Regions from separate parts of the Homo sapiens genome. Here region 2 is linked to region 1. Evidence: chromatin contacts called from ENCODE Hi-C data. All regions are on one chromosome and are shown on one strand. The core of a region is the stretch at or near the end of the contact, and the rest is flanking DNA. Distances in the headings are between cores, read along the strand shown.

Region 1 (5,108 bases), core at 1,507-4,006:
AGCCTGCCAGGGGCTGTGCACTGCGCTGTTTACCAAGGATGTCCTGAGGTCAGTACATGTGACTCCATGAGCAGTGAGCATGTTGCTCTCTGGCCTTGAGATGTTTAACTCTTGGTTGGCGTTAATCTGGATTGCAAGTTTTATTTCTGAGACTGATCATTCAAGAGCTATCAAGCATTGGTCAGGCACGGTGGTTCACATCTGTAATCCCAGCACTTGGGGAGGCTGAGGTGGGTGGATCACTTGAGGCCAGGAGTTTGAGACCAGCCTGGCCAACATGGCAAAACACCTATCTGTACTAAAAATACAAAAATTAGGTGGGCATGGTGGCACACACCTATAGTTCCAGATACTTGAGAGGCTGAGGCAGGAGAATCACTTGAGCCTGGGAAGCAGAGGTTGCAGTGAGCCAAGATTGCGCCCCTGCACTCCAGCCCGGGTGACAGAGTGAGACTGTCTCAAAAAAAAAAAAAAAAAAAAAGCTATTAAGCTTTTTTAAGGGAACTCATCACAGGTAGTCAGCTGCTCAGCTTGAAAGAACATTCTATTTATTTGTACATTCAATAAATGTTTATTGAGTGCTCACTATGTGCCAGGCTCTGGACCACTGTCTGGGTTCACAAGGGTGAACAAGTCAGACATAGACCCTACCTACATGGAGCTTACAGTCTGATGAAGAAGCCAACAGAGCAACCCGGAATTGACCAATTGACCTGTCATCAAAAGGAAGAGGTCTGCTGCTGGGACAGCAGCTCAAGTGCAGTCATAATAAAAAGGGCTGTAAATCTCCAATGCCTCTCTGTGCCATCTAAGGCATTCATACCCCAACAAAAACCATGAGAATAGGCAGAAAGTGCTGGGTCCAAGCTTTGGGGAATTTATCTTGAGAAGGAGGGAAGGAGCAAAGGAAGCTGCCACCAACATGGAAAAGGAAAACATCTGAAGATGAACTGTGCTGCGGTCTGGCGATGTCTGCCTGCAGATGCAGTGCCAGTTTCACTAACAGCTAATGCAAACTGATGCAAAAACGTCCATATTGCAAAGGAAAAGTGGAATCCCAAGACTGTTGATGGAATCTGCTCAGTATGGAAGGAAATGCCATGCAAATGTGTGTTTGAAAGATAATCAGGAAGCCAGACTGCAATGCCAAGAAAAATAAACCCAGTCTGATAATCCAGACTATCCTGGGCCAAAGAGCCAGATCTGAGCATTGCACAGGTTTCTGGCTGGCACTACCCTAGCATCAATGCTGCAGAGCAACATTTACTACAAGCAACTGAAACAATAGGAGAATCTGTTAAAAATAATCAGGCTCCCATGAAACATAACTGGCAAGGGTAGGGGCTGCCCAGAGGTTAGTCTGGGCTCAGCCATGGTTGTTGCAGGCCCTCAAGAGTTCACAGAAATGGACTGCTTCCAGAGAATGCTGTAGGGCTTACAGAGGCTGACCCCTCACCTTGCCCATGGTGCACTTCTCCCTGCCAGAGAACTAGCCAGGCCACCCACAGCACAGCCTCACAGCTCCACAGCAGAAACAGACGCCAGGGGCCCCAGCTATGGTGAGAGTGAGCAGGTGGCAGGGGCTGTCTCACCACAGCACATGGCTTGCAGGGTGTGCAGGTAAGGAGAAGGTGTTGGTATGCACGAGAGTGGGGATCCCAAGGCCTCCCAGGGAGGGCAGGGGCTCTGAGATCCCTCAGCTGTACAAATTGGCAGGAGGGAACTTCAGAGCAAGCCTACAGGGAAGCTCTGCATTTCCTGGGAATGATGACTCCTGGGCCCCTTGCTGATAATCCAGACTACCCTGGGCCAAAGAGCCAGGCCTGAGCATTGAAAAGGAACTTGCAGGCTGTCATGGACCAAAGCCACCTATGGAGAATGATATGGTTTGGCTGTGTCCCCACCCAAATCTCATCTTGAATTGTAGCTACCATCATCCTATGTGTCGTGGGAGGGACCCAGTGGGAGGTAACTGAATCATGGGGGCAGGTTTTTCCCATGCTGTTCTCATGATAGTGAATAAGACTTATATGAGATCTGATGGTTTTATAAAGGGCAGTTCCCCTGCACAAACTCTTGCCTGCCACCATGTAAGATGTGCCTTTGCTCCTCCTTCACCTCCCACCATGACTGTGAGCCCTCCCCAGCCATGTGGAACTAAGAGTCCATTAAATCTCTTTTTCTTTGTAAATTGCCCAGTCTTGGGTATTTCTTCATAGCAATAAGAAAATGAACTAATACAGAGATAGCACAAATGCCCAGCAAAGGGCATGTGACAGAAGGCCGGCCTTGTTCAGGGATGCAAGTGTACATGCCCCTACATGTGTGTGGACTGCAGAAGCCCATTCCTAGCACCCATCCCAATAAAAGGGCTAGGATAAGCTGGCTGGGGCTCTGACTGGACCCTCTTTAAAGCCTGACCATTTAAGCGCACTCCAGTCCCCCGTGGATGGGCTAGTTATCATCTATTCTTTCATCACAGTTTACCCTCTGACACTGGCTTCAGAGTTGCCTCATTATTTAGCCTGGAGGCCAAGGCCAGGTCATGATCCAGCCTTTTCCTTTTGGTGCTTCGGAGCTTCTCATGATAAGTCTTTGTGTTTCAGTAAGGCACAGGCGGGACATGGTAGTGGGAGACATCAGTAGGTCTCCAGGGCAGGTAGGGGCCTCTGGGTAGGGGCAGAACATGCTCAGCAGGAAATAAAATCCTTTCCTGCTGCCAGTTCTGTTATACAGCTCCCAGGCTGCCTCCTTGGCTCTCACCCAGGGCAAGGCCTTGCCCAGCATTCTGCACTACAGAGGTGCTGGCTATAAAGGCTTTCCTGTCTGTGGCTCCTCCCTGCAGCCTGCCAGGCCTCCAAGCGAGAATGTCCACTCCTGCTGTCTTTCTCTGGACTCTTCTCTCCCTACCCCCACCTCAAATCTCCAGCTCTCCTCATCCTGGCTCCAGCCACCTGGCTGCCTTTCACTTCCTTCTACCTTCCTCCACATACACCTCTGCCTAAGTAGGAGGTCCATATAGATTCTCTCTCCCTGGGTGTGGCACCTTCTCTGCTGTACAGCAAATTGGGCAATGTCCTCCTCTCCCAGGCATGGACTCCTGAAGCAAACGGAAGGCCCTGCACAAGTGGCACCATCATCATCTCTGAGCCCTCTCTTTGCAGAACATTGAAATGGAGGAAGAAAAAAGCTTTAAGCAGCATTTCATTGAAAGGCTTCTCACACAGAACTTTGACGATGACACTGGGAGAGGCTACTTATAAAAATAAAACTTTTTAAGAAATAGAGTTTTTCTTCACTCGGTTTTCTTAAACCAAGATTTAAGAAATCTCGGTTTTCTTCAGTAGCCCAGGAGGAAGGAAGAATAGAAGATATCTACTAGCCCACATGAGAGAAAAGCTTTATTCTCTTACATTTACAAGAATCATCATGTGTCAAAGAGAAATATGCTATTCTATAAGGTTTAAAACAGGTCATCTTAGAATTCTCATCCTGCCTTTGCCAAAACATAAAGAGAATTTCTCCTGCTTTCTAGACCTCCACTGCTGTATCTGCACTTGGTGGAAGCCCTTTCTACACGCTGCTCAGCAACATGGTCTCTATCGTCTCTTAAGTAACAACATAACACAGTGAAAAGAGCCTAGTGTCAGCGGTCAGGGTCAGGACACTTGAAATGTAGCCACACTTCTGCAACCGATGTCAGTGTGAGGGCTTCATATTCCCCTTCTGTAAAATGGGGATTCCTTCCTTCTTACTTTGCATAGGTGTCATAGAATTAGTTGAGATCGTGAATGTGACAGCTCAGAGCTTTCTAAATGTAAGCACCTTGTATTTATTAGGTAACAGTTCTTATTATTGCTGCAGGGAAAGGTGCCATGCAGTTCAGAATCAAGCTCAATTCAGGCATGGTTTGAAGGGTAACTTCAGCCAAAGAACTTTCTAGCTCTTCTCCTTTTTCTTTGTCAAGGATTTTAAAACATTAATATTACCCTTGACAGTAACCATAAATTTTGGTTTAAAAATGAAATGTGTCTGCCCCAGGTAGTGCCATTTCTCTGTCCAGAAAATAATTTCATGAGACATTCTAAGAGTTTCTTTCAATGGCCACAAAGAGGACACTTCAGCAGCCGCTGCTGTAGGAAAATTTGTTCTCTTAAGCATGTGCTTCTGAACAACCAAGGAGGCAGAGTTCACATTCACAGCCAGCTCTTGGGAGCAGATGCTGAAGAATATCTGCCTGGAGACTCACAGAGAAAGCAGGAGGGAACCCTTTATGGGCAGGTAATGGCGCAGCTTCCCATGCAGGCAGACCTTGCTGGTTCAGGCTAATTGGGAGGACAGCCAGCCTGTGTTGGCAACAGCTGAATTTGGGAACATTGAAAGTGAAAAGTAATTTAATTTCAGTACATGCAGCAACTCAAATTAGGCTAAGGAAGCATGGCCAGGACTTGCTGCTCAGCAGAGGTCCTTTAAACCCACTTTAAGAGAGGTAAATGATTTATAATCAGCACATTCCAAGCAAATATGCAAATAGCAGGAGCCATTGCAGCTGCAAACAAGCTGCGGTCCTAAGTGGGCTGGCAGGGCAGGCAGGAGGCACTCCTTCAGGCTGCAGCAACGTTCGGGTCCTCGGCAAGCACTCTGGCCCTGGAAAACTCAGCCCAGCTGCTGGCTAAAGAGTCAAATACTGTACAGGACCAGGGCTGAGTTGCTGAGGTTTGCCTCGAGTGCCTGGGAGCATCTTACCCACTGTACATGGACATGTTTTGTTCCTGATCCACAGTTATCTGACACATTACTTGTCACAGTGGGCTTCTTCCAGAAAACAAACTCTCCTTCAAGTGGCAAATCCCAATTTTCTCCAGTTCGGGACTATGGAGCCTGTCTTCCCATTGGTAAATGGGCATATTCCCAAGGGAGCAGGAAGTACAAAGGCCCAGCTCCTGGGGGAATGGCACTCACGGTGAGAATGGCTCACACTCATGAACATGTGGCCTTCATGCGACCATCGGTAAAAACACGGGCTCATGGAGGAGAATAAGCAAGGTGTGGGCAGAGGCGCCTGAGAGACAGAGACAGGATTGGGGGAAGGAAGGAGAGAGAGATCG
Region 2 (4,870 bases), core at 558-3,057, 460 kb after region 1:
GAGAAACAGAACCAATAGCAGCCATATATACACATAAAGAGTTTGTGAACATGGCTACTGAGAGATGGCAGACAGATTGAGAGAGAGAGAGACTTCTAAGGAATTGGCTCACATGATTATGGGGTCCGGCAAATCCAAAATCTGTAGAGCTGATGTCCTAGTTTAAGCCCAAAGGCCAGAAGTCGCTGTGGAACCAGGAAAAGCCTATGTTCCAGTTCACAGGCCATCAGGCAGAAGAATTCTTAATTGGGGGAGGGTCAGCGTTTTTGTTTTATTCAGGCCTTCAACTAATTGGATAAGGCCCAACCACGTTAAAAAAGATAACCTGCTTTACTCTGTCTACTACTTAAATGTTATTCTCAGCAAGGTGTGGTGGCACATGCCTGTAATCCCAGCATTTTGGGAGTCTGAGGCAGGTGGATCACTTGAGTCCAGGAGTTCAAGACCAGCTTGGGCAACATGATGAAACTTACATCTCTGCAAAAAATACAAAAATTAGCCAGGCATGGTGGCACGTACCTGTAGTCCCAGCTACTCAGAGGCTGAGGTGGGAGGATCACTTGAGCCTGGGAGGCAGAGGTTGCAGTCAGCTGAGATCGCACCACTGCACTCCAGCCTGGAGGCTGGGCAATGGAGCGAGATCCTATCTCAAAAAGAACAAGGCCAGTCTGGGTAACACAGCAAGACCTCATCTCTAGAAAAATAAAAATAAAAACTTTGTTTGATGTGGTGATGCACATCTGTAGTCCTAGCTGTTTGGGAAGCTGAGGAAGGAGGATCACCTGAGCCCAGGAGTTTCAGGCTGCAGTGAGCTGTGATCATGCCACTGCACTCCAACCTGGGTGACAAAGCAAGACTCTGACTCTTGAAAAAAATAGTAACAAAAAATAAGAAAAGTTATTCTCATCCAAAAACACCCTCACAGAAGCACTCGGAATAATGTCTAACCAAATATCTGGGTGGCATGTGGCCCAGTCAAGTCAACACATAAAATTAACCAACACAGAAGTACAGAGTAGAGACAGTGGGCCCTGCCCTGTTTCCAGCAGCCCTCACTACTGGCTGGTGTCCCTGGGCCTCAACTTCCGCATTTCTTCAGTGAGATAAGGTCTGTGAACCCCTCTGTAAGCTACAAATGTGTGCTGTTGGAGTTGGAGTGAGTTGGAGTTGTTGGAGTTGTTGTTGTTATGATTATTTTAGCGACCTTAGTAAATACCCTGAAGGTTGCTGAGGAACTTGGCAGGGTTCCCACGAGCAGCTGAGGTGGGGGTGGGGGTGGGGTTGAAATAATTGCCAAATACCTTCCTGGAATGTTGATTTCCAAAGGGAATTTATGGTCCCTGGTAGTCATTATTTCAGGGCGACTTATCAGAAAAACTGCCCGCAGCATCATCATAAGCACTTATTCCACAGGAAAGTTGTTTGCAAAACACAACAAACATCAATAATGATGTTCACAGAGCTGTAAATCTTCTAAGCCTGCCTTCCCTTCCTGGGACTAAGACACTTGATTTGGTTCTCCAGGAGCTCAGAAGTTTCCAAATAGATAACAGAATATCAAAGTCCATTAAGCAAGGTAATTTACAATAGTGGCAGGCCAAATTCAGGGAAATACATTAGGGCATTTTCCCATTTGGTTTGTAGAAAAGACATTATTCTAAGCACACAAACAATGAATGCTGTTAGGTGACAATGAGGAAATCTGTTCACTCTCCTAACGAGTTTATTCATCCCCCTCACCATGCAGCACATTAATTTTGAGTGAAAGTTGCACCACCAGATAAGATTCTCAAAGCTCTGACATAAACACCTGAGACCTCATTTCCGACCCATTAAGTAAGCATCACTGGGCATTGTAACAAAGAGAAGCGGGGGCACAAAGGTGACTTCCTTTAGAGCTCTGACTCTTACCTCAAGCTATCCCTGGAGTTATGAAACAAAGAAGCAATTTCAAATTGTGCACTGCAGAAACTTTCAGAGGCCCTGAGAGTGTTTGGGGAGAGGAATAAAATGTAAAGTGATACTAAACATGAAGTGAAATTGCTACATTTTTTTTCATGTTTTAAAAAACAACCAAAGTTTGTTTCCATTCTCTGCTGCTCTCTCCAGGTTGCACTCCCCTTTGCCCCCACCCCACCTCAGAGTGGACTCCATTTCCAGGTGTAGTCAGGAACCGGGTCAGAATGGACCCTCTCACCCATAGAAAAAAATGGGAATTATTCATGCTACTCTGTGGCCCATTCATGGAGCAACCTAAAGAGATGGAAGAGAAACTAACTCACAATTTAGTAGTTATTGAGCTCCTACTATATATCTTTGTTGCAAAGGACAGGAAACCAACTCAAACTAACTTAAGCAAAACAATGAATGTATTGATAATCAGGATCAATCATCCCACTAGTATGGTGATATGGTTTGGATCTGTGTCCCCACCCAAATCTCATGTTGAATTGTAATCCTCCCTGTTGGAGGTGGGGCCTGGTGAGAGGTAACAGGATCATGGGGGGTGAAGTTCCCATGAATGGGTTAGCGCCATTCCCCTTGGTACTGTTCTTGTGATAGTGAGTGAGTTATCGTGAGATCTGGTTGTTTAAGCGTGTGTAGCTCCTCCCCTCTCTCTCTCTGTCTCTCTCTCTCTTCCTCCTGCTCCAGCCACATAAGACATTCCTGCTTCCTCTTTGCCTTCCACTATGATTGTAAGTTTCATGAGGCCTCCCAAGAAGCATAAGCCACTATGCTTCCTGCATGGCCTGCAGAACTCTGAGCCAATTAAACCTCTTTTCTTTATAAGTTATCCAGTCTCAGGTATTTCTTTTCTTTTTTTTTTTTTGAGATGGAGTTTCGCCCTTGTTGCCCAGGCTGGAGTGCAAAGGTGTGATCTTGGCTCACTGCAACCTCCACCTCCCAGGTTCAAGTGATTCTCCTGCCTCAGCCTCCCAAGTAGGTGGGATTACAGGCATGCTCCACCACACCTGGCTAATTTTTGTATTTTTAGTAGAGACAGGATTTCACCATGTTGGTCAGGCTGGTCTCGAACTCCTGACCTCAGGTGATCCACCCACCTCAGCCTCCCAAAGTGCTGAGATTACAGGCGTAAGCCACTGCACCCGACCTCAGGTATTTCTATATAGCAATGCGAAAACTAATACAAATGGTAAACACCATCTGTGCCTGTTAGCAGCCTAACATTAGAGGCTAGGTAGCAGTCTAAACTTCCAATTCTGTGGTGTCATTGTTGTGTTTCCTGGTTTCTCCCTTGAAAACCAAGACTTCCAAACTAGCTGAGTCCAAAGTTGCAAAGTCAGGAAGCAAAAATTATGAGTGTGTTATTAGGTATAGTAGTGAAGGAAGCTTTGCTCACTTTTACCTTCTTGATTCCAGGATCCCTGTATTTTGATGCTATTCTCTAAAATCCTCCCCCCACCCCCTGCCAAGGATGCAATATTGTTTTTAGCTTACTATCCTTGCAGGAAGAGGAAAATTCATAATAGCTCTCAGTCTATAGGTCAGGGAGCTAATGTGATGATTCTGTCAATTGCAGAGTATGTCTATTCCAATTAGATACCTAGAGACTAAGGAAGTATCACAAGAGTGAGTCCATGGGCCCAGTGTGAGATGAAGTTTGGTCAAAACTCCATTTATCAGCTCACCACCATAAACCTTTCCTTTGACTAGTAGACCAAGGGGGTAGTTTGAGTTCCCAGGAATTAGCAAAAATTAAAATCTAGTGTCTAGCGGCCCCTAAAAGGACTGCCTGTTTCCTCATTCCTCAGATCCAGTGTCTGCAGATCCCAGTGGTCAAGGCTTAGGAGTAGTTTTGCAGTATATATATGGATGTATTTGTGGCATTTTGCAGATTTCTTTCTCAAGAAGGCCAAGAACCGTGTTGATCACGTGGTTCCAGGACGTGAACCGGCTTAGGTCTGGGAAAGTGAAGGGGGGACCATGACTGCATTGTGGGGGCCGAAGTTGGCTTCTGGCCACAGATCGTGCTTGTCAGGATGGTTCAGTGTGCTGTCCACCCACTTCAATCCTAGAGGCTCCAGATAAAGCAGCTACCACCAAAGTGCCCCTCCATCAAGACATTCTGATTCCCACACTGGGTATGTGTGCAGTGGGAAAAGGAGGAGGGCAGGAACGGTATTATTTGACTGTTACCGGTGTCACCCAGCATTGCCTTTTTTTGCTCACAACTAACATTTAAGGCGGGTTTTCTCTGGCCTGAACTCTCCCCTCATGGGTGCTTTGTGGATTCTTTGGGAACCCCAAATGGAACACTTGGCTGCAGGTTCCTCTGTGTGGCTGCTGCTTTCCTCCCTCAATCTCCAGGAATTTGGGGGTCCATCTGTCTTCAGGGTCACCTTTCCCTTCTGGGCAGGTTTATGAGGCCAGCCCTTTGCCCCACGTGGCCCATATCTGTAAGAAACACTTACTTATGCATCAGTGGTCTTACTACTGGTAGAAGCACAGTTGGCTCCAAATGTGCCTCACACCTCTCTCTCTCTCGCTCTGTGTGTGTGTGTGTGTGTGTGTGTGTGTGTGTCTCTGTACCCCCTACCCTGTCTCTTCCCTTCCTCTCCTCCCCTTTCTTCTCTTCCCATCTACCCCCTCTGTCTCATGTTTAGAGTCTTCAGGTGAATCTCGGAAAACACGGCCTGTAACCCTGACACTTTGGGAGGCTGAGGCGGGCAGATCGCTTGAGCTCAGGAGTTCAAGCCTAGCCTGGGCAACATAGCGAAACCTTATCTCTACTAAAGGGGGCTGAGGCAGGAGGATCACTTGAGCCCAGGAGGTCAAGGCTACAGTGAGCAGTTATCACACCACTACACTCCAGCCTGGGTGATAGAATGAGACAGTATCTCAAAAAAAA

What was found. A loop is a pair of places that touch in the nucleus more often than their neighbours do. Pooled maps may share reads with other maps.
Region 2: a map of K562 shows a loop between it and region 1 (5-fold over the local background). The contact joins two enhancer-like sites. A Hi-C loop is called at or near these places in 5 of 168 maps with a recorded cell type or tissue (Caco-2, Calu3, K562 and 2 more), 8 of 37 single-sample maps with no recorded cell type and 11 of 50 pooled maps.

Annotation. Positions count from the first base shown.
Region 1 is chr5:133,481,080-133,486,187 of GRCh38, forward strand. The region is part of intron 3 of FSTL4 (follistatin like 4); the gene reads right to left. Among named protein-coding and RNA genes, the nearest start is that of MIR1289-2, 56 kb to the left of the region's middle. RefSeq lists enhancers at 1,052-1,553, 1,554-2,053. Within about 2 kb of position 2,757, at least 2 of the 41 ENCODE cell types and tissues checked have a DNase peak (open chromatin) inside an H3K27ac peak, as active enhancers do.
Region 2 is chr5:133,937,249-133,942,118 of GRCh38, forward strand. The region is part of intron 3 of LOC105379182 (a long non-coding RNA gene); the gene reads right to left. Among named protein-coding and RNA genes, the nearest start is that of WSPAR, 26 kb to the left of the region's middle. Within about 2 kb of position 1,808, at least 4 of the 41 ENCODE cell types and tissues checked have a DNase peak (open chromatin) inside an H3K27ac peak, as active enhancers do.